2 separate regions of the Homo sapiens genome follow, and region 1 is linked to region 2. A link is a contact called in ENCODE Hi-C or POLR2A ChIA-PET data. All regions are on one chromosome and are shown on one strand. Each heading gives the region's core, a stretch centred on a gene start or an enhancer-like site at or near the end of the contact. The rest is flanking DNA. Distances are from core to core; before and after follow the strand shown. Region 1 holds the start of C1R (complement C1r). Region 2 overlaps LPCAT3 (lysophosphatidylcholine acyltransferase 3).

The links. Hi-C counts contacts between places; a loop is a spot of excess contacts on that map. ChIA-PET counts read pairs that join two places held with the same protein, here RNA polymerase II (POLR2A). Pooled maps may share reads with other maps.
Region 1: a loop to region 2 is called in a map of Caco-2, with 7 times the contacts of the local background. The contact joins the promoter of C1R here to the enhancer-like site in region 2. A Hi-C loop is called at or near these places in 20 of 168 maps with a recorded cell type or tissue (B cell, CD4-positive, alpha-beta T cell, CD4-positive, alpha-beta memory T cell and 15 more), 31 of 37 single-sample maps with no recorded cell type and 33 of 50 pooled maps. POLR2A ChIA-PET finds 5 or more read pairs at or near these places in 18 of 52 experiments (AG04449, CD4-positive, alpha-beta memory T cell, Caco-2 and 13 more).

Annotation. Positions count from the first base shown.
Region 1 is chr12:7,090,068-7,093,739 of GRCh38, reverse strand. C1R (complement C1r) reads left to right here and starts at 1,295. Exons shown (of 11, transcript NM_001733.7): 1 at 1,295-1,353; 2 at 2,060-2,288; 3 at 3,492-3,672. The coding sequence starts at 1,352. RefSeq lists an enhancer at 953-1,247.
Region 2 is chr12:6,979,437-6,982,988 of GRCh38, reverse strand. LPCAT3 (lysophosphatidylcholine acyltransferase 3) reads left to right here. Exons shown (of 13, transcript NM_005768.6): 3 at 207-313; 4 at 1,085-1,178; 5 at 1,357-1,394; 6 at 1,807-1,985; 7 at 3,410-3,518. It overlaps EMG1 (EMG1 N1-specific pseudouridine methyltransferase), which reads right to left. Exons shown (of 6, transcript NM_006331.8): 6 at 3,053-3,552. Among named protein-coding and RNA genes, the nearest start is that of EMG1, 10 kb to the right of the region's middle. Within about 2 kb of position 1,613, at least 2 of the 41 ENCODE cell types and tissues checked have a DNase peak (open chromatin) inside an H3K27ac peak, as active enhancers do.

The DNA of each region.
Region 1 (3,672 bases), core at 46-2,545, 110 kb before region 2:
CTAACTACTGATGATGTGGTCACTGCCTGATGGGGAACTGCATCAGCTCTGTGAATTCTTGCAATCTATTGCCTGGGAAAGTGTCTTGCACATTAAACAGGTAGCCCATAAATGGATGAACGGGGGTGGGGGCAGAAGGGTGGAGGTTGGAGGGATTCATCTAATAAGGGAAACAAGCAGAACAGCCTACAAAGGCTTAAGAACGCAGAGTCCTGCTCTGCAGCCCAAGCCCCTCCGTGGGATGAAGTGCCATCAGATATTTGGTGCCATGGAGAGTTGATGAAGAAAGCCTTCCAAAAACAATGAAATTGTTTTTTAATTTATTTTAACTTTTAGAGACGAGATCTCACTATGTTGCCCAGGCTGGTTTCGAACTCCTGGGCTCAAGAGATCTTCCCACCCTGGCCTCGAAAAGTGCTGGCATCACAGGCATGAGCCACCACACGTGGCCAAGAGCAAAAGTTTTAAAGCAGGACACTATGGCCTGATGGACAGGAGAGACTAGGGTCCCTCCTCCCTCCCAGGGGCCTGGCTTCATCTCAGAAAAACCGAGTCCCTCTTGCTCCACACCCGCATCCTTAGCTTCAGCCCTGGCAGTTGTGTTGAGCAGATGCTAAGGAGATGGGGACATTTTACCCCCTCCGCAGCCGCCCCAGAGGGTCTCAAACCCAGGGCTGATTTAGGGTTGCCCTGACATGGCCAACCCTATTCTATGTCCAAGTGTCATTCATGGCTAAAGCAGGCCAGGGCCCCAAGGCAACCAAGCTCCTCTCTCCTCTGCCCGCTCCCACACACCCTCCTCTGCCCCAGTGTTCCTATCATTACGTCCTGGGCATTGAAACCCGGGCCATTCTTGGACCAGGGCTGTGGGCTGAATGAGGGCAGGAAGAACAGGGTCAATGGGAAAGGACAGCCCAGAAAAGAGAATTCACCACCACCTGTGGTCTCCCACTGCTTTGGTAGGAACCTTGTAAACACAGCAGCAGCCCCCAGGAAAGTCTTGGAAGAAGGGAGAAGCTGATCAGATTTAGAGACTGAGACATCTGGGCCTCCAACCCAAGGCTCCCCGGGCCCTAAAAAGCCAGACTCCCGTCTCCTTAGCCCTTTCCCTCACCGACCAGCAGGTGGCACCACAAACAGGGATTTCAAAACCAAAACTAAATTAAAGTGGAAACTCAGATCTTTTGTTTATGCAAATAGTTCATTCCCTCCAACATTCCTCCGGGAATGGTCCCCCCTCCACTCCACAGAAAACCCTCCCCTCCCTGCTGTGCATGACGCGGGCTCCCTCTGCACACAGTGCACGAAGACGCTGTCGGGAGAGCCCAGGATTCAACACGGGCCTTGAGAAATGTGAGTAAGGGTGATGGGCAACCAGGTGGGAGGGAGAAGCCAGGGGAGAAGCCAGGGCATGGGAGGCAATTCAGGGAGACAGGAACACCCTTCTCTCTTCACACACCTCATCAGTTCCACTGTGCACACGCGTGGACACACACAACACACGCCCCATCCCTCCTCCTAGGGATCAGAGGAGACTTCATACATAGATGCTCATGCCATGGTCCTTTCTTCCCTCTGGGCTCTTGGCAGGGAGCAGCGAGAGGAGGGGACCCCTTGCCCAGGACGGGACACTCTGTGCCTGTGTCCCCCACTCCACAGATGGTTTCTCCCAGACGCTCTTGCTGAACCTGTGGGAGCCCTTTCAGAGACCCACGGGTGGAAACCCTCACCCTCCATTAACTGGTCCCAAGCCAGTCCTATTCCTGGAAGGGGAGGGGAGGGACGCGTCCGGGCAGGGGAGGAGGCTGGAAAGGGAGTGTGAGGGGAGTGTGGTGGCCTCTGGACTGGACACTGCCCTGGAGAGTGACCCGATGCAGCAGCTGCACAGGCCATCCTCCCCACCCACGCACCCCTGCTGAGAACATGTCTGTGAGGTTCAGGGTGGGCAGAGAGGAGAATGCCCAGTGGTATGGCCGTCTCATCCCCTGCCACAGCCACTGCCCACATGGCAAGAGTGCTGAACCCCTCCAGCTCCAGATACTCTCTTTTGTTTTGGCAGGTGGCTCTTGTACCTCCTGGTGCCGGCCCTGTTCTGCAGGGCAGGAGGCTCCATTCCCATCCCTCAGAAGTTATTTGGGGAGGTGACTTCCCCTCTGTTCCCCAAGCCTTACCCCAACAACTTTGAAACAACCACTGTGATCACAGTCCCCACGGGATACAGGGTGAAGCTCGTCTTCCAGCAGTTTGACCTGGAGCCTTCTGAAGGCTGCTTCTATGATTATGTCAAGGTAGGGGCAGGATGGGCGGGCAGAGGGGAGACAAAACTGGGCCCTCTGGGATCTGGGATCTGTATGGCATGCACACCCCCAGACACAGCCCAGCCCCACAAGAGCTGATGGCCAACGGCCTCTCTGAGAGCCCGGGGATGCCCTGGATGGGCGCTCACTGGTGTAGAGGCCCTCGGTGAGCACTGAGGGGAGAAGCACAGAGAAGGAAGGGGACAGGACCCACTCAGGAAATTCAACATCCACTGAGTCAGGAAAACCTTCCCCATCTGCTGTCTAGCTGAGAGTCTTTGGGAAACCACTGTGCCTCAGCTTCCCTGTCTCCAAGGAAATGATTGACATGGCTGCCTGCTTCAACAGGAACACAGGGACATGAGGAGGAGAAATGTGGGCTCTGGCAGCACAGGAATAGCCTTCAGCAAGGACAGTGTGCTCAGAACCCTCACCTCTGTGGCAACCAAGGGTACCTTCCCAGGCCTGTCTTTCTCTATCCAGTAAAAATGAGATTCAGGGCTCAAGCAGAGCCTGCGAAGGTCCAACAACTACCATTCCCAGGAGACCCCTGGAGATTATGCGTGAATTACATGACAATGGCACGTCTTACCGGCTCAGAAGACTTGGCGAGTGTGCAGTGTTGGGGGAGGGCGTTTGCTGGCAGAGTCAAGGAGAGGTTGAGGAGGCTGTGAGGAGGAAGGAAGAGGGACGAGGCAGTGCCTGCTGACACTGAGATGGGTGGGCTTCAGGGCTCATGTTCCGCCGAGGGCATCAGGAGGCACTCGAGGTGTGAATGGTTTGATTAGGCTGAGGTGGAATCTGAAGACAGAAAATAAAGCGGAGCTGTCTGAGCTCTGGGAATGAGGGGCAGGTAAAGGCTGGGTACAGACAACCAGGACCCCAGGGGAACAGGCCATAGGAGGTGGTGGGGATGGAGAAGGACCTGAAACCTGCCAGAGGAGCAGAAAACAGGGAAAGGGTGAGGTACCCAGTCCAGGACAACACGCAAAGAGTGAGTCAGTGGGAGACTCAGGGAACAGCTGAAAGTCACATGGGGAAGTTTGCAGCAGCTGAGCCCAGCAGGTAGTGACCAGCCAGAGCCATTGTGGTGCATGATGCACTCTGGGCGAGACAAGGAGGACCATCACTGAGCCACCACGTGCGCCACTCCGCAACAGATCTTCTTCCTACCCCCTGTCCTTCTTCCACCAGATCTCTGCTGATAAGAAAAGCCTGGGGAGGTTCTGTGGGCAACTGGGTTCTCCACTGGGCAACCCCCCGGGAAAGAAGGAATTTATGTCCCAAGGGAACAAGATGCTGCTGACCTTCCACACAGACTTCTCCAACGAGGAGAATGGGACCATCATGTTCTACAAGGGCTTCCTGGCCTACT
Region 2 (3,552 bases), core at 364-2,863:
CAAAAAAAGAAAAGAAATAAAATAACACCCTAATAATCTTTTTTATTTTAATAAATAATTTCCATCCTCTCCTCCAAAACATGAGGTTATTCTGAAAAAAAAGATCCTGATGCCAACATTTTTTCTTTATATATTACGTTGTGATTGGAAGTCTCAGGACGGTGGGAGTGTAAAAACCAGGCTAAATTCTCTCTTCTTGCATCCAGGAAACCAGCTCTACCACTCCCTGCTGTGTATTGTGCTTCAGTTCCTCATCCTTCGACTAATGGGCCGCACCATCACTGCCGTCCTCACTACCTTTTGCTTCCAGATGGTAAACGTCTTTCCCTTAGCAGCTCAGGCTACAGCTGACAGCGGTTCAGGGGACAGGGGTAGGCAGGGGACTGTGGTATAGAAATTAGCAGACCTAATTTCTAACCCCTCTCCCAGCACTTAGCAGTATGACTTCAGGTAGGTGGCTTATCACAGGCCCAAGTGTTCCATCCACAGATTGTAATGGTAACTCTTTGCCTGCCTCAAGGAAGGGCCACCAGCTAACCCTTTGCATACTGTGCCATTAGGCTCTTTGGTTTAACCCACTATCCAGGAGCAGAGTCACTTCAAGGCAAGACAGAAAAGCAACTTAGAATGAGTTAAAGAACCTAAGCCTAGGCCAGGCAAAGTGGCTCACACCTGTAATCCCAGCACCTTGGGAGGCCAAGGCAGTCAGATTGCTTGAGCCCAGGAGTTTGAGACTAACCCGGGCAACATGGTGAAACCCCATCTCTACAAAAAAAATACAAAAATTAGCCCTCCAGCCTGGGCAACATGGTGAAACAAAAAAAATTAAAAATTAGCCGGGTGGGGTGGCATGCACCTGTGGTCCCAGCATCTAAATTCTCATCTCAGTTTAGCCCTCATTTTGCCAAGAAGCCTTGAGCAACGCTCTTCCCATTACAGGTTTTCAGCACCTCCATTTGTAGGAATTTATTAAGGCTTTTAATGATGGGATGAGGAGAAAGGAAAAAGGAAAGAGAACATTGAATTTCAGAGCAAGGAGAAGAAATAGTAGTGATGCTAGAATAAATACTTCTGCCTCTCCTAGGCCTACCTTCTGGCTGGATACTATTACACTGCCACCGGCAACTACGATATCAAGTGGACAATGCCACATTGTGTTCTGACTTTGAAGCTGATTGGTGAGTGATGGTCACTGCCTGCCTTCCTTACATGTAGGTCCCTCCCCCATCTCACTAAAAACTTCCTCGGCACCCCCCCTCCGCCCCCCGCCATACACTTCTGGCTGCACTCAGTCTACAGGCCACATCCTCAGTGTCCTCTCCCACCACCCTACCCATCCGTTCTCTCTCTGCTCAGGTTTGGCTGTTGACTACTTTGACGGAGGGAAAGATCAGGTAAGTACCCATTCATCGGCAGAGAGGTTCAAGACTTAATGAAAGGGAAGAAAAAAGTTGTTAACAAAAGACTGAACCCAAATTCCAGAGCGGAGCCTCTCCCTCATTCCCCAGCCTGTGCAATCTCCCTTTCAGATAGCACTGAGCAAGGATCAACAAATCTAATTTGCCCAGGATCCAGCTCTTGCACAAAGTCCAGAGATCAATGCCAGCAAGGCATTTGCTAAAGCAGCAACAGCCAGCTATGCACACACATACGCATTTCCACAAGAAGCAACTATTTGTCATCCCCCAAAGAGAAGGCTATTTGAAGAACCCCAGTCAGTGGGGCACACAGGTGGGGAACACTCAAAGTGGCTCTTGTGGGGAGATTCAAGGCTATCCTGAACCATGCATTCTCTTCTTGGCATAGAATTCCTTGTCCTCTGAGCAACAGAAATATGCCATACGTGGTGTTCCTTCCCTGCTGGAAGTTGCTGGTTTCTCCTACTTCTATGGGGCCTTCTTGGTAGGGCCCCAGTTCTCAATGAATCACTACATGAAGCTGGTGCAGGGAGAGCTGATTGACATACCAGGAAAGATACCAAACAGGTAATTGCCCCTCTTGGTCCAGATGTTTGTGTAGGTATTTCACTCACTCTGAAGTGACTCTTCTGAAAGCTGCATTCTCCAGCATGACCCTGGCATAGAGACCTGAGTCATGCAGGCCCTGGACTGTTGTAACAGGCACTCTGTGCCAGGAGTGGGCCCTTTTTAGTTTAGGGTTCTTCCAGTTATCCATTCTAACACTAGTACAAACATAAAAATCCACATTTATGCCACAGGATTTTGCCTGAACCAGTCACATTTCTGCCTTTAAAGCCTATTTTCATGTATATATGAAATATATTTATGATTGATAGGTAGGTAGGCAGGTTGATAGGTAGGTAGGTAGATAGAGGCTGGGCACAGTGGTTTCACCTCTATAATCCCAGCACTTTGGGAGGCCGAGGTGGGAGGATCACTTGAGCCCGTGAGTTCTAGACCAGCCTGGCAACATAGAGAGACTCTGTCTCTACAAAAAAATACAAAAATTATCAGACATAGTGGCATGCATCTGTAGTCCAAGCTACATAGGAGGCTGAAGTGGGAGAATTGCTTGAGTCCAGGGGAGGTGGGTCAAGGCTGCAGTGAGCTTTGATCACACCACTGCACTCCATTCTGGGCAACATAGCAAAATCCTGTCTCAAAAATATTTATCAGTAGGAAATGCAGGAGGGCACAGTGGCTCATGCCTGTAATGCCAACGCTCTGGGAGGCCAAGGCAGGAGGATCACTGGAGGCCAGGAGTTCAAGACCAGCCTGGGCAACATAGTGAGACCCCATCTCTACAAAAAAAAATTATCCAGGCAAGGTGGTACATGCCTATAGTCCCAGCTACTCAGGTGGCCAAGGCAAGGGGATCGCTTGAGCCCAGGAGTTCAAGGCCACAGCGAGCAATGACTATGCCTCTGTACTCTAGCCGGAGTGGCAGAGCAAGGCCCTGACTCTAGAAAATAAAAATTAAAATGGTAAAAAAAAAAAAAAAAAAAAAGTTTAATTGCCAGAAGAATTCCTTCACTGAGAACTTGTCCATCCTGTGTTTCAGCATCAATTCAACCAAGAAATGAAGGAGCAGATTCAAAGTGGTTATTTTTATTATCTTACCTCCACTGGGTTTTCAGTCCCAATGGAGATTGTGAGACCTGGCAAGACCTTGAGATCAGTAGCATCCCTGAGGGGTAAACACAAGACTGGTCCACTGTCTGCTGCCCTGACTTTCCTACAACTCTTAAGAGGTTTGCAGTCCCCATTCCTCATAGCCAGCCATAGAAATCTTTCCCTGAAACAGGAAACACTTTGGGCAGCAGAGCTTCTCATCCCATTCCAGGTAGACAACCACACCCCTAAACACTCCTCTCCATAACTGAAGGTCAGAGGGTGAAGGGAATAGTCTCTGCTCTCTGTGACCAGGAACTTCACTCGTTCCTTTCCAGCATCATTCCTGCTCTCAAGCGCCTGAGTCTGGGCCTTTTCTACCTAGTGGGCTACACACTGCTCAGCCCCCACATCACAGAAGACTATCTCCTCACTGAAGACTATGACGTGAGTGTCTACTAAAGCAGCAGCAGCATGACTG